2 separate regions of the Homo sapiens genome follow, and region 2 is linked to region 1. Evidence: chromatin contacts called from ENCODE Hi-C or POLR2A ChIA-PET data. All regions are on one chromosome and are shown on one strand. Each heading gives the region's core, a stretch centred on a gene start or an enhancer-like site at or near the end of the contact. The rest is flanking DNA. Distances are from core to core; before and after follow the strand shown.

The links. Hi-C counts contacts between places; a loop is a spot of excess contacts on that map. ChIA-PET counts read pairs that join two places held with the same protein, here RNA polymerase II (POLR2A). Pooled maps may share reads with other maps.
Region 2: POLR2A ChIA-PET joins it to region 1 with 10 read pairs in BJ. The contact joins two enhancer-like sites. A Hi-C loop is called at or near these places in 3 of 168 maps with a recorded cell type or tissue (CD14-positive monocyte, PC-9 and naive thymus-derived CD4-positive, alpha-beta T cell), 4 of 37 single-sample maps with no recorded cell type and 12 of 50 pooled maps. POLR2A ChIA-PET finds 5 or more read pairs at or near these places in 3 of 52 experiments (BJ, PC-9 and activated T-cell).

What each region holds. Positions count from the first base shown.
Region 1 is chr17:15,884,285-15,888,594 of GRCh38, reverse strand. It overlaps a transcript of ADORA2B not described here. Among named protein-coding and RNA genes, the nearest start is that of ADORA2B, 59 kb to the left of the region's middle. Within about 2 kb of position 1,599, at least 4 of the 41 ENCODE cell types and tissues checked have a DNase peak (open chromatin) inside an H3K27ac peak, as active enhancers do; they include CD14-positive monocyte, where a contact is called at or near this core.
Region 2 is chr17:15,964,425-15,968,653 of GRCh38, reverse strand. All of the region lies in intron 1 of ADORA2B (adenosine A2b receptor), which reads right to left. Among named protein-coding and RNA genes, the nearest start is that of ADORA2B, 21 kb to the right of the region's middle. RefSeq lists enhancers at 1-340, 591-1,175, 1,176-1,762, 1,763-2,348, 2,349-2,935. Within about 2 kb of position 2,298, at least 13 of the 41 ENCODE cell types and tissues checked have a DNase peak (open chromatin) inside an H3K27ac peak, as active enhancers do; they include CD14-positive monocyte, where a contact is called at or near this core.

The sequences.
Region 1 (4,310 bases), core at 350-2,849:
GGTTAAAGATGTTACAGATTCTGGGAAATCCTCCACTTAAGAGACGGAGTCCAATTCTTTTCCCCTTGAATCTGGGCTGGCCTTAACAATTTGCTTGAATGAGGAGTAAGTGACTTGGGACTCAGAAGGCCAGTTCCTAAGAAGCTTGAACTGCCTACCCAGGATTCTTGGAATGCTCTCTTGTACCCCTGAGGCTCCTGGGGTGTGTGGAAATTCACACTGGCCAAGTATATAGGCTGCATGGAGAGAGATGGCGACCCCACAGTCCCAGCCGCAGCCATGAGGGCTGGTGACCAAGGAGCAGATGGCAGTCATGCCCAAACAAAATGAACACTGTTGTTAATTCTAATCCACTGTGTTTCAGGGTGGTCTGCTCTACAGCAATAGCAACCAGAACACCTGATCTGATTTCTTTCGTATCTGCTGCAAAGGAGTGAATCACATGTCTATGGTGGTTGAAAGCAACCTATTGTCCCCCAAGCAAATAACTCTGGGGTTCCTTGGAATTCTTTTCCAATTCTGATTCTGTTCATATTATTGTTTTAGTCACCTTATTTTATATGGCTCATTATCTCCCAAATCAAGTTTGGCAACTTCTGCTTATCTTTTTTTTTTTTTTTTTTTTTTTTTTTTTTTTTTTTTTGATGGAGTCTTGGCTCTCTGTCGCCCAGGCTGGAGTGCAGTGGCACGATTTCGGCTCATTGCAAGCTCCGCCTCCCGGGTTCATGCCATTCTCCTGCCTCAGCCTCCCGAGTAGCTGGGACCACAGGCGCCCGCCACCAAACCTGGCTAATTTTTTTTATTTTTTTTTAGTAGAGACGTGGTTTCACCGTGTTAGCCAGGATGGTCTCAATCTCCTGACCTCATGATCCGTCTGCCTCAACCTCCCAAAGTACTGGGATTACAGGCGTGAGCGACCACACCCAGCCTATCTTTTAAAATTTAAAAAAATGCAGACCTCCTAAACCCACTCAGTTCAATGTCATTACTACTCTGAAACACGAGCTGCAGGCGCCATGCTCATAGCTGTTTCCACTGTGTCTTCCCTTCCGCAATGCTAGGGTGGGCAGAATGACGTGTGAAGGGGGCCTTCATAGCACCTTTCCAATCAGGCAGGGCAACCTGCCTTCATCAGCACTCTTTCTTTAAACTTTCTTCTTGTTTATTCTTCCAGGTGAATTTTTAATTATTTTGTTAAGTTCAAGAATAAAGAAAGTCTGTTGGGATTTCAACTGGAGATTAATTTGGAATAATTTGCTTTTTAAATGGTTCCTCTCACTATCTGCACTGACGGCACTTGGGGTTTGAGACTGGGAAAGAGGAGACAGTGACCACGGTGAGCTGGTCCAGGAAGCAGTGCCCTTCCCTTTACTCCTCTGTGGGCAAGAGCCTTCCCATGGCAAGAGGACGGCTGCGTCCCAGAGATGTTCAGGCAGATGCTGCACAGCCTCTCCCTGGAGACAGAATCACAGGAGATTTACATCTCAGGAGTGGCTGGGCCCTATCTTTCTTACTTCCTCTGTTTTCATTTGACAGACACTCAGGAGGCCCCACCCGCAGCATTTCCTCCCTGAGGTTCCCTGGCTTTGGCATCGTGACACAGGGTCTGGTTGCCTTGCAAGCACGGGCCAACACCTCCTGCCCCCTGGCTGGGTCCACTTCCTCTGGCCCACCAGCAGCTCAGGCAGTGCTGGCCCTGCACAGCGCCTGAAGGCAGGCGAAACCCAGTGGCTCAGCAGGGGCCTCTGGTTCTTCTGTGGCATCCTGAGAGCAGGTCTTCTCTGTGCTCTCAGTTCAGGACCCACATGATTCCCTGCCATCTTCTGTCCCCAGGACCACACTCCAGGCCTCTGGACAAACACTTTCCTGGAATTTTCTTCCTCTCCTTTCTTCTGCCTTTCTGTTAAGTTTGCTACCTCATTTTCATAAATTCCACTCTTCTTCCTTGCTTGCTGCTTCTAAAAAAGGTCACAGCTATGCACAGCTCTGCTGGCTCCTCTCCTCGTGGAGTCACCCACGGTCAGTGGACTGGCAGTCCCCCTAAGCCCCACCCTGCTCCTTGCTGAGCATTTACCTGTGTCCAGAAGGTCCCCCAAGGAAACGCCGGAGACACCTTCTCATGAGCCACCTGCACGACTCACTAGTGGTTCAGCCCTCAAGGCTGGGAGTAGAGTCCACACAAACATTTCCAAAGCCCTCCATGCATGAGGGGCTGACAAGTACACCCACAGGGAAGTGTGGTTCTACTGCACGTGGTTCACCCATGCTGTGGCACAGGCAGGCAGGACAGCCTGAGGTTGGGGTGTACGGGAGGCAGGATGAATTCTGGGGCTTCAGGAAAGGGCGAGCCACTACAAGATTCCTCATGGAGTTCTGGGAGCCTGGGAGACAAAAGTCTGGTTCTTTCTTTCTAATAAGTCCTCACTTAATGGCACTGAGAGGTTCTTGGACACTGTGATGTTAAGTGAAATGGTGATGTGCTGTGTGACGAAACCAGTTTCACTGTAGGTTAACTGATATGAGCCACAGTTGAGTTCCCATGGCTTATGGTATATGGTTTCACCCAAAGCTGCAGTTTCCAGGAACCAACTGGCCACGCTAAGAACTGAGCTGACATCAAATTGAATGAAGCCCCTGGCTAACCTAAATGTCCACTGCTCTAAAGAGTAACAAACCAACCCAAACTGTGACCAGCTCCTCCTTCTCTCATTAAAGCAACTCAGTGTGACTTCAGGAAAATGACTCAACTTTTCTGCCTTTAGTTTTCTCATCTCTCAGATGAAGTGGCTAGATTAAGTTAGTGGTTCTGAAATAAACAGTTATGAAAACTGTTCTTCCAACTTCACATTTCTGCAGAGGTTTTTTTTTGTTTTTTTTTTTTGATACGGAGTCTTGCTCTGTTGTCCAGGCTGGAGTGCAGTGGCACAATCTCGGCTCACTGCAACCTCTGCCTCCCAGGTTCAAGCAATTCTCGTGCCTCAGCCTCCTGAGTAGCTGGGACTACAGGCACATGCCACCATGCATGGCTAATTTTTGTATTTTCAGTAGAGTCGGGGTTTCACCATGTTGGCCAGGCTGGTCTCGAACTCCTGACCTCAAGTGATCTGCCCACTTCGGCCTCCCAAAATGCTAAGGTTACAGGCGTGACGCACCACGCCTGGCCTGCAGAAGCTTTTTTAAAGGTAGGGTTTGCAAACCACAAAATCCAGTGATCCTTTATTTTACAACCTTCTGTCTATGTTTGACCTTGCATTGCCCCAAAGAACAGCCAGCAGCCACACGTGGCTATTTAAATGTTAAAATCTTAAACAAATTTACAAGAAGAAAACAACCCCTTTAAAAAGTGGGCAAAGTACATGAACAGACACTTCTGGAAAAGAAGACATTCACGTGGCGGAGAAACATATGAAAAAAAGCTCAACATCACTTATTAGAGAAATGCAAATAAAAACCAAAATGAGATACCATCTCACACCAGTCAGAATGGCGATTATTAAAAAGTCAAGAAACAATGGATGCTGGCAAGTTTGTGGAGTAAAAGGAATGCTTTTACACTGCTGGTCGGAGTGTAAATTTGTTCAATCATTGTGGAACACAGTGTGGCAATTCCTCAAAGACCTAGAAGCAGAAATACCATTTGACCCAGCAATCTCATTTCTGGGCATATACCCAAAAGAACATAAATCATTCTATCACAAAGATACAGGCATGCATATGTTCACTGCAGCACTAGTCATAAGAGCAAAGACACAGAATCAGCCCAAATGCCCATCAATGATAGACTGAATAAAGAGAATACGGTACATATACACCATGGAATTCTATGCAGCCATAAAAAGGAACGAGATCACATCCTTTGCAGAGACATGGATGAAGCTGGAAGCCATTATCCTCAGCAAACTAATACAGGAAGAGAAAACCAAACACTGCATTTTCTCACTTATAAGTGGGAGTTGAATGATGCGAACACATGGACACATGTGCGGGAACAACACATACTGGGGCCTGTATGGGGGCGTGGAGGGAGTGAGAGCACCAGGAAGAATAGCTAATGGATGCTGGGCTTATTCTTAATAAGAATTAAGATGGGTGATTTGTTGATCTGTGCAGCAAACCACCATGGCACATGTTTACCTATGTAACAAACCTACACATCCTGAACGTGTACCCCAGAAGTTAAAAGTTGAAGAAAAAAAAATTTAATAAATTTTAAAATTAAAATTCAATTTCTTAGTCACATTAGCCACCTTTTAAGTGCCCAGCAGCCACCTGTGGCTAAGGTTCAGCCAGCACAGATCTAGAACATTCCC
Region 2 (4,229 bases), core at 1,049-3,548, 79 kb before region 1:
AAACTGCCATTTTCCTGCATAGGAATCTACAGCTCTTCCATGTTCAACTCACAAATTCCAGCTCCCTCCTCCGCCTGACCACACAGCCATAGGTCAGCAGCTTGAAGACTTGAAGGAAGGGGCTTCTGCCACCCTCCTGGGAGGCAGTCCTCAAGGACAGCAAAAAGAGGCATGCTGGAGGACATAACCAGACCCCTCAGCACAACCTCTGTAGGAAGCGGAGTGTGCTCTGCGATGTTATGGTATGTATGTATAGTCACCTCACCGTATGTACACACAGGGGGTTGGTTGCAGGATCCCCATGTATGCCAAAGTCCTCACATACTGAGGTTCCGCAGTCAGCAGCCCTCCGTATATGTGGGTTTCACATCCCAGGAATACTGCATTTTCAGTCATGTTTGGTTGAAAAAAATCCAATACAAGTGGACCTGCATAGTTCAAACCTGTGCTGTTCAAGGGTCAGCTGTGTTGGCTTTGGTCCACAGTTCCTGGCACATAACTCCCATAGCCCTTGTTACTTCTCCCCAAGACAGGCCATGATAACTAAAAATATATCTTCCTCTGTCTTTCTGTCTTGGAGCTGTCCATAAAGAAATTCTCTGATCTACCTTGTTTGATTGTGACTCATAAGACCCGCATTTCAGAAGGGGTCCTGCCCCTCCCCTAGAAGGAGCCGCACAGAGAGGCCAAGAAGCATTGGAACAGATAGGCTTTGCTGAGTTTCCCCATTCAGCCTGTCAGTCTGAATCATGCCTTTTCGTCCACTCACACTGCCACCCAGTTGTCCATGCTTGAGTCATGTCTATTCAATGGAGAATCCAAAAAAGGGCTACGACGAAAAGGTACGGAGAGCTACAGGACAGCCAAACACATGGAGGTTCCTGAAGGATGGTGCACCCAAGGAGGGCATGGAAACGCCTCGCTCTTTCTCACACCTCACCCTGGTCTATGTCCTTTGTAATATCATTTTTTGTTTTGTTTTGTTTTTTTGAGACGGAATCTCACTCTGTCGTCCAGGCTGGAGTGCAACAGTACAGCTGAGGAAGTGTCCTTCCCCACGTGCCCTGGCCCCTGCATCCTCCACCTTCTCCCATTCTTATCTTCTTTAATAATCTGTCCCTTTGGCTGGGCGCGGTGGCTCACGCCTGTAATCCCAGCACTTTGGGAGGCCGAGGTGGGTGGATCACCTGAAGTTAGGAGTTCGAGACCAGCCTGGCCAACGTGGTGAAGCCGTCTCCACTAAAAATACAAAAATTAGCCGAGTGTGTTGGCGCATGCCTGTGATCCCAGCTATTCATGAGGCTGAAGCAGGAGAATTACTTGAACCCAGGAGGCGGGGGTTGCAGTGAACTGAGTGAGATTGCACCACTGCACTCCAGCCTGGGTGACAGAGCGAGACTCCATCTCGAAAAAAAAAAAAAAGGCAAGCAGGTGTCCCTGCACTGGGCAGGACACTGGAAGGAACGAACCCCTGGGGACTCTGGCATCTCAGGAGGGCTCTGGTAACCACCTGCCACGCCCTCTCCTTTCCCACTTCCTGCTGGGCCTCTGTCCTCTCCCCAGGCCAGTCTCCCTCCTCGGCCCCACCCCTTGCTGCAGACTCTGCCTCCCTCCCTGTGCTCCGAACACCCTCAGGTCTGCATGCGTTTGTCCATCTCCCCAAAACATTCCTGAAGGGCATGGGCCACGTCCTTCCGTCCTTCCGTTCGCCAGCCCGTGGCAGTCACTGCTCTGCTGCAGAGGTCACTGAGCACTGCAGTGAGGCCAGGGAAGCAGGACAACCGCCCCAAATGTAGGAGAGTGAATAACAGGCGACTGAAAAGTGAACACAGGAAACACAGGCAGCTTTATTATTCCAAACAAGGCAGAAACAATCCCAGCCTTTGCAGGCCCACACAACAGGGGAGTTCTGGGAAAGTCCACACTCTGGGAAATGGCTATGCCCCACCACTGTGTACGGAGCTGTGCTCTGATCCATCCATTCTCCTTATAAGGAGCTCATTAGCTAAGGAGATTGACAGAAAAACAGTCACACGGAGGGAATCAACAAAAGGAAACAGCGTGAACACTGAGGTTACGTAAGGAAACGGGGAACCGCCAAGGCCTGCATAACAAGCACTGGCCTATTTCTGGGGCAGGGTCTCCTCCTGCACTGGCTCTGTGGCCCTCAGCTCAAACCAGGCTTAGAAATCAATTCCCAGCTCTCAAGGTGCTCCTAGTATAGATCAAGGGCAGCTACCTGGGGAGTGACATTGAGCCTGGCCAGTCCAGCCACAGGCTGGATGGAGCCTGAGCTTCCCATCGGAAACACTAGCCCCAGAACCCGCCTCCAACCTGCTGCTGAGGCTTTTAACATAGACGGAATGTGTACAAAGCACTTTAGAAATGCAGATTGCTAAGTAAATGCACACAGAGTTCTACTGCCGCTTCTTAAAATTGTTTCCTGTTTGTTTTAGGGATGTTTCTTCCGTTTATAGTCTATCTAGCTCACAAGCTTTAAATTCCTCTGAAATACATACATTTCTGCTATAAAGCAATATATACATTCTTAGAAAACCTCATGTTATCTTATTCCACATATTAACAGGACTTCTGTGAAACATGGGGCTAGAGCAGACCACTCAAACCTACAAAACATTGTCACTAGAGCACTAACAAAATCTTTTGGGACACCCAGGCAGGCAGTTCAGTGGGGCAAGAGGCTGCCACCATGGATATTAAAACTGCACCAAAAAAGTCAAATAGAAAGCCTGGCAAACTTTAATTAGAGCAAGGCTGACAGGTGCCAAGACAGTGCAGATGAAAGAGGAGTTCTGAGCCAGGGGGCTGTTACTAAGATGGGCCTGGAGGCAGCGTAGCCTGCCACGGCCAAGACCCCAGCAGGCTAGGATGTGGCTTTCTACGGGAGTGCCAGCTGCAGGCACTGTTTTTTTCTTGTTCCCAGGAGCCCACAGGGGCTCCTGCGGCAGAGCAGTCAGAGGGCTTTTTCCTTTCCTGCTGAACACTGTCATTCTCCTCCCACTATTCCACCTCCTTTGCCTAGGCAAAATCACAGGTGAACCAAAGCAGTGTCTCCATTATACCAACATCCTTCCCCTGGCCACCTGCCACGCGTGAATTAATTCACAGTACAGAAGTTCACATGGAAGCAGAGCAGCTTATCTGCCCCTGAGCTCTCAGGGCAGCTCATGACCACCCAGAGCACCTCTCCCGTGTACCTACCACACAACTGCATTTTCTGTCTCTTTCCACTGAAGGATGAGCTCCTCCATGGAACAGACTCACAGCTGTATCCAAAACACCTAACACTGCCTGGCAAGCAAATGGTGAGAGAAAGCCTGAGTTTATAAGAAGGGAACAGAACCCTGCCTTCTTAATCAAAGAAACATGTTGAACACCCACCTGGGACTTGGGAGTTCTAAATAAAGCAAGGCATCAACATCAAGTGCATGAACATGGTTTCAGCTTCAGCTTATAAACCACTAGAGGCTATCTATATAAGAGGGGATATTGTTATGACGAGCTTCTGAGCAGCCTCCCATTTTTTCAGATTTCCCATGGGATCAAACTATGAAATTTTGTTTGTTTGTTTTTGAGACAGAGTCTAGCTCCGTCGCCCAGGCTGGAGCGCAGTGGCACGATCTCGGCTCACTGCAAGCTCCGCCTCCCGGGTTCACGCCATTCTCCTGCCTCAGCCTCCTGAGTAGCTGGGACTACAGGCACCCGCTGCCACACGGGCTAATTTTTTGTATTTTTAGTAGAGACGGGGTTTCACCGTGTTAGCCAGGATGGTCTCGATCTCCTGACCTCGTGATTCGCCCACCTTGGCCTCCCAAAGTGCTGGGGTTACAGGCGTGAGCCACCGCGCCCGGCCAGATTTTTTTTTTTAATATTCATCTATTTTTCAGATTTCCTATGGTACCAAACTATAAAAGGTTTTTTTTTTAATATTTATGAACAGAAAAATAAATAGAAATTTTAATAGCACTATAACAATTAAAAAAGTAGAATTCATCTTTTCTTTTTTTTTTTTTTTTTGAGACAGAGTCTTGCTCTTGTCGCCCAGACTGGAATGAAGGTGCAGTGTCATGATCTCGGCTCACTGCAACCTCCACCTCCCAGGTTCAAGCGATTCTCCTGCCTCAGCCTCCTGAGTAGCTGGGATTACAGGCGCCTGCCACCACACCTGGTTAATTTTTTTGTATTTTTAGTAGAGACAGGGTTTCACC